Regions from separate parts of the Mus musculus genome. Here region 2 is linked to region 1. The links are chromatin loops, found by intact Hi-C in ENCODE. Cell type or tissue: heart. All regions are shown on one strand. Links, peaks and the distances in the headings refer to the core of each region. The heading gives the core; the rest is flanking DNA.

What was found. A loop is a pair of places that touch in the nucleus more often than their neighbours do. Peaks named below come from ENCODE experiments on the same cell type or tissue, not always from the same donor. Only the 100,000 strongest peaks of a DNase experiment are listed, where the experiment ranks them.
Region 2: a loop joins it to region 1, with 2.4 times the contacts of the local background. A loop is called at or near these places in 4 of 42 quality-filtered maps.

What each region holds. Positions count from the first base shown.
Region 1 is chr7:109,974,499-109,980,784 of GRCm38, reverse strand. It overlaps Tmem41b (transmembrane protein 41B), which reads left to right. Exons shown (of 7, transcript NM_153525.5): 4 at 1,303-1,396; 5 at 1,971-2,075; 6 at 4,052-4,190; 7 at 5,834-6,286. The coding sequence ends at 6,003. Among named protein-coding and RNA genes, the nearest start is that of Tmem41b, 8.6 kb to the left of the region's middle. In heart, for the core only: a CTCF peak has its summit at 3,472; no DNase peak of the experiment used is centred there.
Region 2 is chr7:110,256,804-110,263,089 of GRCm38, reverse strand. All of the region lies in intron 3 of Swap70 (SWA-70 protein), which reads right to left. Among named protein-coding and RNA genes, the nearest start is that of Gm32861, 28 kb to the left of the region's middle. In heart, for the core only: no CTCF peak of the experiment used is centred there; a DNase peak (open chromatin) is centred at 2,859; H3K27ac peaks cover 1,929 bases.

The DNA.
Region 1 (6,286 bases), core at 1,955-4,454:
CCCTAAAAGTTGTCCTCTGATTTCCACATGTCACTCATGCCCTTACACATACACACCCAAGTAAGTTATTTACTTTATTTAATATTTAAAATAAATAAAATGGGGTTTGTTTTTTTCAACACAGGGTCTCACAGTGTAGCTTTTGCCAGCCTGGAAGTCTAGTTCTTCAGCTCTCAAACATTATAACTCATTTAATGCCAGGCAGCACTCCAGAGGCAGAGTTGAGTGTTTCTCTGAGTTCAAGGCTAGCCTGTTTCACAGAGGAAAACAGTCACATATAACCCAGGCTGCTCTTAAGCTTGCTATGTGGCCAGTAATGACAATGAACCCCTGGTCATTTGAATCTACCACATAGATGTTATAGGTGCTGGGAATTGAACCCAAGTCCTCTGGAAGAACAGCCAGTACTCACACTGAGCCATCTCTCCAGCTCATAATTTTTTTTTTTGGCTATAATTTTTAAAGTTTTGTATTCTAGTACTAAGTTCATGTCTTAAAACGTAAGTATTAAGAAAGCATTACTAAGCTGGAACACTGGGAAAATGATGGGGGGGAGCACAGCATAGTTAATTGGCCAGGCTTCATTAGTAATTAGTGGGTTTTCACCTTAGCACTAGGGAGGCTGAGGCAGGTGGATATCTGAGTTTGAGTCTAAACTGGTCTACAAAGAAAGTAACAGGCCAGCCAGGGGGCTACAAAATGAGACTCTGTCTCAAAACTAAACAAAAACAAACACAAACAAACAAACAAACAAAAAATCCAACAACACCAAAAAACTAAAAACAACACCCCCCCCCAAAAAAAAAAAAAAACCAAAGAGACATTACTGAAGACTTTTTTCTGACTGAGCCATCCATTTTGTCTCTGCCTGGTGCCTGTTGGGGGCTCTCTAGCATAATCTTACCAATGTTGTATTTATTTGCTTACTGTACTTTGTATCATTTGTTAATGGGTATCTAGCTTGGAGCTAGAGGCATTCTGGCTGACAACTTACGTACTTTTTAGACTTTTGAGTATGGTTTTACTTTATCGTTTACTGCGAGTTAGTATTGCTAATCCTCCAAACAGAATAGCCAGGATCTCCACAATACACAGCTTGTTTTGGTGCAGCTATGATACCACAAGAAGAAAAGCCCACCTGACCTCATGAGGCAGGCTTCAGTCCAACACAAAGGAGTACTGCACACAATTATTCTGAGGTTATTAACGCAACTTCTGTATTGTCATTTTCTTTGAATGTCAACTCCATCTTGTATAAGTTCCACTTCATTATGTTTTAATCCTTAACTTATAAGTTAACAGTTTGCAAACATTTGCTATCCCAGGTTCCATATTCCTCAGTATACTCTCCGGGTTCCTTTATCCCTTCCCACTTGCCTTATTCCTTGTTTGTTTGGTAAGTATGTGACATGAGTTTGGAGATGTGAAAACAAGTAGAGCATTGGGGATGGTAATGGCAGTCTAGCTCCGCCAGGCAGTCTCATGTTCGTTCATCAGCTTTCAAGACGGTGATGTTAGTGTGTTTCTGTTAAGTCCTGTTAGAGCTCTGAAGAGCTTGGGTTCCTAGAATGAGGGCACTATAGACTTACTTGCAGTTTATAGCCTTTCTTTCCTGTTGTATTTTGCAGGTCAGATGAACTTAAGATTGTGGGTGGACACAGTGAGTCCTTGGTCTGGGAATAGTGTCCATACATAGCTATAGTAGGGTATGGGAACGGCTCCTTATTTATTCTTAAGCTAAAGGCAGCAGTAATTACTGGGTATGGTCAAAAGTTGAATCACAAGTGCTAATTGATTTTAACGATCTTGTTTGAGTTAGTTTGAGAAAGGACTAGGTAGATCAAATGGGTTTTATTCTCTAAGTAAGACGTATCACATGGACGCCCTTGCCTAGCTCTAAGGGATAAGTAAATGCACAGACAGGAGTGAGATGGGAACGTACAGGGTGCATGTGACTTCTTGTTTTCCAGTGCTCCGGACTTGGTGCCTCATTCTGCTACATGCTCTCCTACTTAGTTGGAAGACCCGTTGTATACAAATACCTAACAGAGAAGGCAGTGAAATGGTCACAGCAGGTAGCTATAAACTATAGTTTGTTTCTTTGTGGCTCTTTGGTTTAATCATCATTTAAAAAAAATAATGTTATAAGAAAAATTTAAAAACATTTATTTGAGAATTTTATATAGTGTATTTTGATTATATTCATATGTCTTATTTTAGTATTTTGTTACAGGTCTCACTTTGTAGCTCTGGCTGGCCTAGAACTGTTTGTAGATCAGGCTAGCCTGGCTCTTCCTCTAGAGTGAAGATATAAAGGTTTGAGCCACCACTCCAACAAGAGTTTATTTTAAAACATGTGATGGTTAGTTTTAATCGATGACTCGACAGAGTACACAGAGTAGAATAACCTGAGATACTCAGTGAGAAGTAGTCTACATTGGGTTGATCGTGGGCTTTTCTTAGTTGGGTTAATTGAGATGGGAAGACGCACCCTGAAAGTGGTCAGCATCATTTCAGGGACTGGTCCTGAGCTGAATGAGCAACCTAAGCACTAGGCATTGATTAATTTATTACTGTCTTCTCTCTTTTTTTCGAGACAGGGTTTCTCTGTGTAGCCCTGGCTGTCCTGGAACTCACTTTGTAGACCAGGCTGGCCTTGAACTCAGAAATCCGCCTGCCTCTGCCTCCCAAGTGCTGGGATTAAAGGCGTGCGCCACCACCGCCCGGCCTGTCTTCTCTTGACAGTGTGTACAATTCAACCCAAATCTGATTTTCCTCTCCCCAGTTCCTTTTTTTTAAAGATTTATTTATAGAGTACACTGTCACTGTCTTCAGTCATACACAGCAGAAGAGGGCATCGGATCTCATCACGGGTGGCTGTGAGCCTCCTGTGGGTGCTGGAATGTGAGAGCAGGTTCCCTGGAAGAGCATCAGGCGTTCTTGACAACCAAGCTCTTGCTCTAACCCCACTGATTTTAAAATTTTTTTGAAATGATTATCCTAGTTGGATTTTTTTTTAAAGTGTATGTATATGAGTATACTGTCTCTGTCTTGACACACCTGAAGAGGGCATTGGATCCCATTACAGATGGTTGTGAGCCACCATGTGGCTGCTCAGAATTGAACTCAGGACTTCTGGAAGAGCAGTCACTGTTCTTAAATGCTGAGCCATTTCTTCAGCCTCTGATTTTACTTTTTTGAGACAGGGTGTCATGTAGCCTCTGCTGAACTTGAATTTAAGCTCCTCCTGTCTCCAACTTAGGACTCTGCCTGCCTCTGCCTACTGAGTGCTGGGATTAAAGGCGTGCACCACCACGCCCAGCAGCATTTTACTTTTCTTTCTTTCTTTTTTTTTTTTTTTAAAGATTTATTATTACACAGAAGTACATTGTAGCTGTCCTCAGATGCACCAGAAAAGGGTGTCAGATCTCATTACGGGTGGTTGTGAGCCACCATGTGGTTGCTGCTGGTATTTGAACTTAGGACCTTCGGAAGAGCAGTCAGTGCTCTTACCCACTGAGCCATCTCGCCAGCCCCTTCATTTTACTTTTAAATCATAATGGGGAGAGTTCTAATTTTATAAAGACCAGAAGAAATAATTACATCTCAGGAAATACAGAGATCATGCCTCCTTGTTTTAGAGAAGAATGTTTTATATTCCACTTGAGTTTGTGATCAGCTAGTTGTAAAACGTCTGAGATCTCTGGCTAGACTTTTAGTTTAGACTTTCAATCTCTGCCCTTTCTGTTACCTGCGTAGCATTAGATTTACATACAGTTTGCCTTTGGAATGGCTGTTTTGTAAAAGTGGTTTTGCTAGTTATGCAGAAATACAAGTAATCAGTATTTAGCCTCGCCATCTCCCCAGCCCCTAATCTTTGGTCTTATGTGGTAAGCAAAAGCTTTACCATCGAGCTACATCCCCAGAAAACACATTGTTTCTCCTTGGGTAAATTGTGATGTGTCTGGGGCAAGAATTTAAGGTATTTTATATTAAACAACTTATTTTGAAGATTGGTCTTAACTAATACTGGCTTTTTTGCTTATAACAGGTAGAGCGTCACAGAGAACATCTTATTAACTACATTATATTTTTGAGGATCACACCGTTTCTTCCTAATTGGTTTATTAATATTACATCTCCTGTGATAAATGTACCATTGAAAGTGTTTTTTATTGGCACTTTTCTAGGTAAGACCTCTTACTCTCGTTGTGTGCATGGCCAACTGTCCAGCTGGCCTAGATTGCCTGCTGTTTGCAAAATCACCAGTACCATATATAACTCTTGGGCACAAAGCCTGGCCTAGATACATAGCTTGTTCAGTGTGTTGTAATATGTTACCTCTCCAAAGAATGAGCACTCTGTACTAGAAATTATTTTAATAATGTGAGATTAAGCAGAACCCCCTCATCTTTGTTTGTTTAATACTAGTGTTCACGTGGGTGTGGGTGGTAAGTGGGGACTTGCATGTCAAGCAGCCTGCATCACCCCCCGTATTCTTAGCCCAAGGAGAATATTTTCCCACCCCAACTCTGGCCCAGCAGCCCTTTCTTCCTTTGACAATGTGAGCCAGTTAGATCAGAGATGACAGGATCTCAAGGCCATGAGCTTTGTTGGCTGAAAGCTCTTCTCACGCACCTGGACTGCATGCTAGCACCCTGGTGAGCATCCCAGGCCAAGCTCCAGCAGTCCTCTGGTCTTTAAGGGGATTGGCTAGTGATGACAAGTAACTGACCAAAGATCACTTACAAAATACTTCTCTGCTGCAGACTTTACTGTGTCCCCATGCAGGACTTGTTAACTCCACGATCTATCTCTCTGAACAGAAGAAAACATTTAGTTTTTGGTTTTGAACTTCTTTGAGTTCTAATCACATATTAAGTCCAATTTATTAGGGGAAACAAGATCAACACACATCAAGAAATTGATACTAGATTTGAAATTAATAAGTGGATATAACATAATTTAAGGGGTTGAGTGCTTGCCTACTTACCATGTACAAAGCTCTGGGCTTGATACCCAGAACCACAAAAAATTTTTCAAATTAATTTTGTAAATTTTGCCTTTCTTTAAGAAGACTGGTGTTTTTCTTTTCATTTTAAATTGCTTGGATTCAGCTTGCAGGTTTTTTTATATATTGAATATTTACTAAAGTTTAATGTTTGTGAGGGTTTGTTTTTTTGTGTGTGTGTGGCTTGTTTTTGTTTGGTTGTTTTTTTTTTTTTTTAATTTTAATTTTATTTTTTCGACCGGGTTTCTCTGTGTAACCCTGGCTGTCCTGGAACTCACTCTGTAGACCAGGCTGGCCTTGAACTCAGAAATCCGCCTGTCTCTGCCTCCCAAGTGCTGGGATCAAAGGCGTGCACCACCATACCCGGCTTGACTTGCTTTTTTTTAAAGTACTTTTTTATTTTATGTGCATTGGTGTTTTGCCTGCGTGTGTGTTGGATCCCCTAGAACTAGAGTTACAGGTGGTTGTGAGCTGCTGTGTGGGTGTTGGGAATTGAACCAAGGTCCTCTGGAAGACCTGCTGGTGCTCTTAACTGCTGAGCCATCTTTGCAGCCCCAAGACTAACTTGCTATGTAGACCAGGCTGGCCTCAAATTCACAGAGATTCTCCTGCCTCTGCCTCCCAAGTTCTGAGATTAGAAGTGGAGGCTCACACCTGTCTGTAACTCTAGATCTGATGACCTCTTCTGGCACTGGGTACACACGGTACACTTACATACACTTGTCACAAAACATGCAAACATGAAAAAATGGTGGCTTTTCTTTTCGTGACAGGCTGCCACTGCTCCTCACTCTCTCACTGTTGTCTTGTTTTTTGTTCTAGGTGTTGCACCTCCTTCTTTTGTAGCAATCAAGGCAGGAACAACTCTGCATCAGCTTACAACAGCAGGGGAAGCTGTTTCCTGGAGCTCGGTATTTATTCTGATGGTTTTGGCCCTTCTTTCTATCCTGCCAGCCATCTTCCAAAAACAACTAAAGCAGAAGTTTGAGTGAAAAGACATGGCTTTTCCTTTACCACCGCCATCACTCCTGCCACCACCACTGTCATCTCAGGATTAGCAGGTGTATTCATGTTACGTTTGGACATCACCTCTTCAGTCACTGAAAGAAGGACTTGTAAAGTAAAATAGCCCATGAGAGAGAATGCACATATGGGAGAACAGAAGTTGGGGCCCTATGAGAAGTGCTGTCACCTGCACCTGACCTGTGAGAGTCACTGTTCCAGGGTTAGCTCTGAGACATCACTCATTGTCTTGGTTTGGAATTCTTACTCTAA
Region 2 (6,286 bases), core at 1,842-4,341, 280 kb before region 1:
TATTTCTAGAGCATATTCATAGTACACACTGATGGGTGTGACCATGGTAATTCCATACGTGCACATCAGATACTTTGCACATATTTACCACACCTCCTGTCCTCTCTGATCTCCTCCCCTCATTACTGACTTCAGTTGGTGCAAAATCACCCACAAACCCCATGCCAGTACTCTATGTCCTCACCATTTACATCAAACCAGAAACAAAGTGCTGTTGACATTCCTGGGATCAGTGGTTCTCACTATGAAGTAAGCCAGGATTTTTGTGATGGAATGAAAATATGCTAGTTCAATCACAGTAGAGCCAGATACAGTTTTACAAGTTTTTTGTGTACACATATTTGTTTGTGCTGGATCAGGATATAAAATGCTTATCTTCCTAAAAGGTTGAAATGGAAAATAAATATTTAGCTGCATGCCATGGCATACTTAATGGCAGCACTTAGGAGACTAAAGCACAGCTATTTCAGGTCAGCCAGGGCTACAGAGTGAAACTCTTGTCTCAAAGAATAAAAAAAGAGGGATGGGGGAGGATGAGAGAGAGAGAATAAACAAAAAACTCACGGGAGAAAGAGAAAGAAAGTACTGTTTTTCCAGACAGTTCACAAATGTGATCCTTCTCCATCTGCTTGCTTCAGGCCTCATACTGGGCATCTCACCCTCTCCAAAGGCCACACTGCATTTTTAACAAGACCCCAGGTTCCCTCACACCGCTTCAACCAACCCTACAGCAGGTGCTGCATTCCCTATATCCCCTTCTGTGTCCCGGCACTCAGTGTGCTGGGTTCCATTCTCTAATCCTTGTCTGCTTTTCCACCCCTTTCTGAATTCTTCACAGGTGCCCCATCTATCTTTGAATTCCCAGAGTTCAGCAAGGGACCTCAGCTGACACCTAAAATGAACAAGCTAAGCTCCAATCTCCTCATCTGTGAATGGGGATAACAATACTCATCACACAGAGGACAGTCAGCACAGAGCCACCCAGCAGCCACACCACCGAGGTCGCTTCCCCTCCATACCGGGCGACATTACACAAACACTTAAAATTACACTTGAGAAATTGTTTCCCAAGTATGAGAACAAAGAATGCAAAGTTAAGCTGACCCATGGTTTCACCTGCATAAACAGAAATGCAGACTTTCTGGCAAACATTTGTCAAAACCACAGAAAATATTTAGTTACAAATAAGACTTGGGGTTCATTTTTCTTTTTTATTCTTTGTACCCCTGCTAATGTGATTATAATGCTGTTTGTGAAATAATAAAATGCAACAGGAAATGGAAAGAAATTCCATTTACAAAGTACTGCAAGTTCAAAACCATCACAAATTTAGTGATAGAAGCTCCGTTGGGATAAACATTCATTAAGCAAGGCCTTGAAAAGGCATGAGCAGCGTCAGCAAATGCTCTGAGTGGAAGGGAAGCACACTCAGGCCCCGCTCTCCTCTTGGTGAAGAGGTGTCACTTACAGCCTAGCCTTTTGTGCTTCTAAGGAGGTGGAGGGTAGTAACCGAAGAGAAAAAAGGATAATGAGAAAGATGATTAAAGTCAAGAAGAGGCTAAAACAAAATAAGTTTTTTAAAAGAAAGGAGAGAGAGAGAGAATGCACGCAAGCAGTAAGAGTCGGTTTGTAGCAGGAGGATCAAAACTATCCTCAGCTAAATAATGAATTCAAGGACAGCCTGGGCTACAAGAGAGTCTGTTTACTCCTACATCCAGGTAATAAGATAGTTAGCCCCTCCCATGGGTACTTTGTTCCCCCTTCTAAGAAGGACAGAAGTAGCCATATTTTGGTATTCCTTCTTGAGCGTCATTTGGTCTGGTCAAAGTGTGGAGCAGAGACTGAAGGAAAGACATCCAGAGACTGCCCCACCTGGGGATCCATCCCATATACAGTCACCAAACCCAGACACTATTGGGGATGCCGACAAGTGATTGCTGACAGGAGTCTGATACAGCAGTCTCCTGAGAGGCCCTGCCAGTGCCTGACAAATACAGAGGTGGATGCTCACAGCCAACCATTGGACTGAGCAGGGAATCTCCAATGGAGGAGTTAGAGAAAGGACTGAAGGATCTGAAAGGGTTTGCAACCCCATAGGAAGAATAACACTATCAACTAACCAGACCCTACCCACCCCAGAGCTCCCAGGGACTAAACCAAAGAGTACACATGTAGGGACTCATGGCTCTAGCTGCATATGTGGCAGAGGATGGCCTTGTGGGCATCAATGGGAGGAGAGGCCCTTGGTCCTGAGAAGGCTCGATGCCCCAGTGTAGGGGAATGCCAGGACAGGGAAGCAGGAGTGGGCAGGTTAGTAAGCAGGGGAGCGGGGATGAGATAGGGGGTTGGGAGGGGAAACCAGGAAAGGGGATAACATCTGAAATGTAAATACATATCTAATAAAAAATATAAAATAAAAGATAGTTAGATAAGCAATTATCCAAGGTAGTGATAACATACATAGAAGTTCTAACTCCCTAAGGGAGCCCAAAACGAGGCACTGGGCTGCTGGTTGAGACTTAGCTCATCAAGGGAATACTATGAGGAAGCACATGTGCATGGCATGTGTGTATACAGGATGAAGGGCCATTGTGGATTTGACAGGATGCTGTAGCCCATGACACTGCGCAAATCAGGAGACAGCCTTTGCTTACCCACCACCTCCCAGCTCCAGGTGACCCTTTGTTTGCAACTCAGATTCTCAATTCAGTTCTCAAAGCAGCTTCCCAAGTTCTGGAACCTTCTTGGAATGGTAAACTCTCAAGCCCTGGAAGGCTGACTTTAAGCCCCAACACCAACAAGCCATCACTCCCAGCAACTGTGTCCTTCCTGTTGACTTGGAACACAATCATACACACTCTAACCAAGGAGCAGAAGGACCTTTTGCCTGTGCTGGCCAAAGAGACACATTCTCACTCCACTATTCAAGTAAACTAAATAATGAGTCACGTGTGTGCCAGGGTTGCTTTACAGAAGCGCCTGTGCCAATTCTAAGGCTCATTCAGTCCAGGAAGCAGCCTGCTTCCTCCTTCCAAGCAGATTTCACTAAAAATAACAAGAAGAAACTTGAAGCTGAATGTGATTTTTCTAGGTCTTTGGCTTGGATTTTTATTCTGTCAAAAGTTTTCTCTGTCATTAAAGGAGCAACCTACATTTTACCTCTACTAAGATCTCTTTAAAACATTTCAAGTTTGAGTTTTCACTGCAGCAAGGCACTTCTTCCAAATACGTGTGTGACAGACACATCCTGTTTTGTTCTTGGTTCTATGGGAAATGACACTAGTAAAAACTATACTTTATGCTTTATGGGCACACATTTCCAAGAATTATCACCAGAAGAAAATGTGGAACCAACTCAAAGGGGCTCACCATCTCTCTACAAACGTGCCGACAGAAAACACCTTGACTTTACCATGTAATTTAAATATTTATTTAACATTCTTGACATTCGTTCTAGGTAATGGAAACCATAGTCGAATGAATATTGTGGGTGCATTATTCACACAACTGCCGTCGTTAGACAGTATTGGCTGAAGTAGAGAAAAAAAGCCTTGATTTCACTGGGTATGGTACAGCATATCTATGATCTCGGGGCTCAGGGGTGGAGACAGGAGAATAGCCACAAGTTTGAGGTCAGCCCAGCCTCCACTGTGAAACCATGTCTCAAAAACAAAACAAGTAACAACAAAAACTGTAAACTTTAAACACAGTGATCATTATGATAGATGGATTAGTAGAAACATAAAAATTATGCAAGAGTGGAGGAACAGGAGCACGCCTCTAACCCAGCACTCGGGAGGCAGAGGCAGGTGGATCTCGGAGTTCAAGGCCAGCCAGAAAGAGAGATCCTGTCTCAAACAAACAAACAAAGGAGCATGCTCGAGCACGTGCGTGTGTGCGTGCGTGCGTGCGTGCGTGCGTGCGTGCGTGCGTGCGTGCGTGCGTGTGTGGTGCGTGCGTGCGTGCGTGCGTGTGTGTGTGTGTGTGTGTGTGTGTGTGTGTGTGTATACAAGGTAAATACATTCTATTTAGACTCTATGTAACGAGCAGTAAACGTCTCTTATGTACACGAGACACTCTGAACTTGTAAGACTTTAAAATTACCAACAGATAAGTTAAACCCACAAAGACATTGCATTCTAAATTTTATTTTTTTAAATGTATGTTTTTATGTTACATTTTCTAAAACCCTGCATTTCAAAAACAGTTCAAACGTATAGTTTTTATATTGTTAAATATTTAGAAAGGAAACAAAATGTAATAGGCACTATTTCCCACATCCTAGTGTGACCTTGGGTGCAGTGCTCGGTCAAAGGGCAGATGGCTTGCTAAAGCCCAGTGTGCCAAGGCCGCGGTGAAACTTCAAGAGGCTGACTCCGCAACTGAAGCAAGTTCATATTAATCTCTCCAGTGACCCCTTCTCTACCCTGCAGGAATACTCCTGCTCACTCACAGAAGGATAATCTCTAAGTCTAACCCTATTTCTACTTAGTGGCTAGAAACAGACCTTGTCATGTAAACCAGGCAGGCCTCAATCTCTTGATCCTCCTGCCTCAAACTTCCCTGGTGCTGGAACTGCACCACATGTTCCTATTCTGAGAGGAATTCCCCATCTGAGCGGAGACGCAGAGGCACTCAAGGAGGCAAAGCACTGAGTAAGCCCACACGAGACACGACAAGGTCTGCTGCACCAGAGAGGTCACTCTCCTCCCAAACAGGGTGAACATGTTTAAAGGAGGACAGAATGTTCGAGTCAGCCTGCAATGATATAGGTAAGCATTCAGAAGCCCAGGCTGGGCTGCAGCAAAGGCAGCACCAGGCCCCTCAAGGCCCGTGTGGGTCCTGTTGCTCCTCAGGATCATCAAGAAGCTGACCACAGCAGTGGCTCAGTGGTAACGAAGCCCCTAAATCAAGAAAGCTCTCACCATGTCTACAATAAAGTACGCACACATCCTTGCTGCTTAATTGTTAATTCTGAAAGCAAGGCAAAGTGGCTTGCAGGTCCACCATGGATATTTTCGTGACAAAAGGTCAAGGATAAGAGACCCATCCACTTCTAGTTCCAGCGTACATATAAACTTGGAATTCTGAGTGGTAGCTGCAAAATATCTTCAAAGACCATATTGGAAGGCCAGGAATGGTGGCATACACCTTTAGACCCAGCACTCAGGAAGGCAGGGGCAGATAGATCTCTGTGAGTTTGAGGCCAGCCTGGTCTACATAGTCAGTTCCAAAATAGCAAAGGCTCTGTAGAGAGACATGTTAGAAGCCTTACATGAGCTGGAGAGATGGCTCAGCAGCTAAGACCACTGCCCATACCCACCTGGTGGCACACAACTTTCCATAACTCCAGTTCAAGGGAATCCAATGCCCTCTTCTGACCTTTAAGGCCACCAGCACCAGGCACACATATGGTGCACAGACACATACGCAAACAAAACACTGATAAACAGTAGTAGTAGTAGCAGCAGCAGCAGCAGCAGCAGCAGGCATACAATTATTTTCTAAGAAAAAAATAGTATGTGCATATCCCTGAGCAGCAGCCGTGTCTGTCAGAGGCCTTGCAGGGCACCATTACCCACTCTGGATTATGCTGGGCAGTGCCTTAGGATGTTATGCTCCATGTCCCCTTTAACAGTCTTGTACACTTAATACTTAAACATTATCATACTTAACTCCAAGACTACCATAGAGAAACTGCCTCTCCCTTGCTACCAATGGCTACCTATTGTTAAATCCAGAGGCCCCTTCTTACTCCTATCTGATTTTTCTGCAATTTACATTCTCATGTGCCTCTTCTTATCTGCTTCCTTTAGCAAATCCACTTCCTCCTGCTGCTATAGAAACAGCCCCAAGGTTCTCCTTGGCCCTCACAACTCCTACTATGGTCGCTCCCTCCCTGCCCTAACCCACTGCTGTGGTTTCTCCATGTCTCTTTCCAGCCCTCGCTTCTCAGGAGCTCTAGCTGTGTATTCCCACAAGGATATACTCTATCTACAACATGAAACATGCCATTATCATGGCCCATTTGGTGAGCATGTATCACGCATGGGTTCAGGCATGCCATACACATTATCATGGCCCACTTGGTGAGCACGTATCATGCATGGGTTCAGACACTGCATCAAGTGTTTCACATACTTCAACTTTTTTATCCTCACAGGGAATATTGTAGAAAACAGCTATCTCCATTCTAAAGGTGGAGAGACACAGATCAGAAGATTACTCTGTTTCTCTGTGAAGAAGTGGTAAAGTCTGGTTTCAAAATCAGTCTGTTTCAAAGACC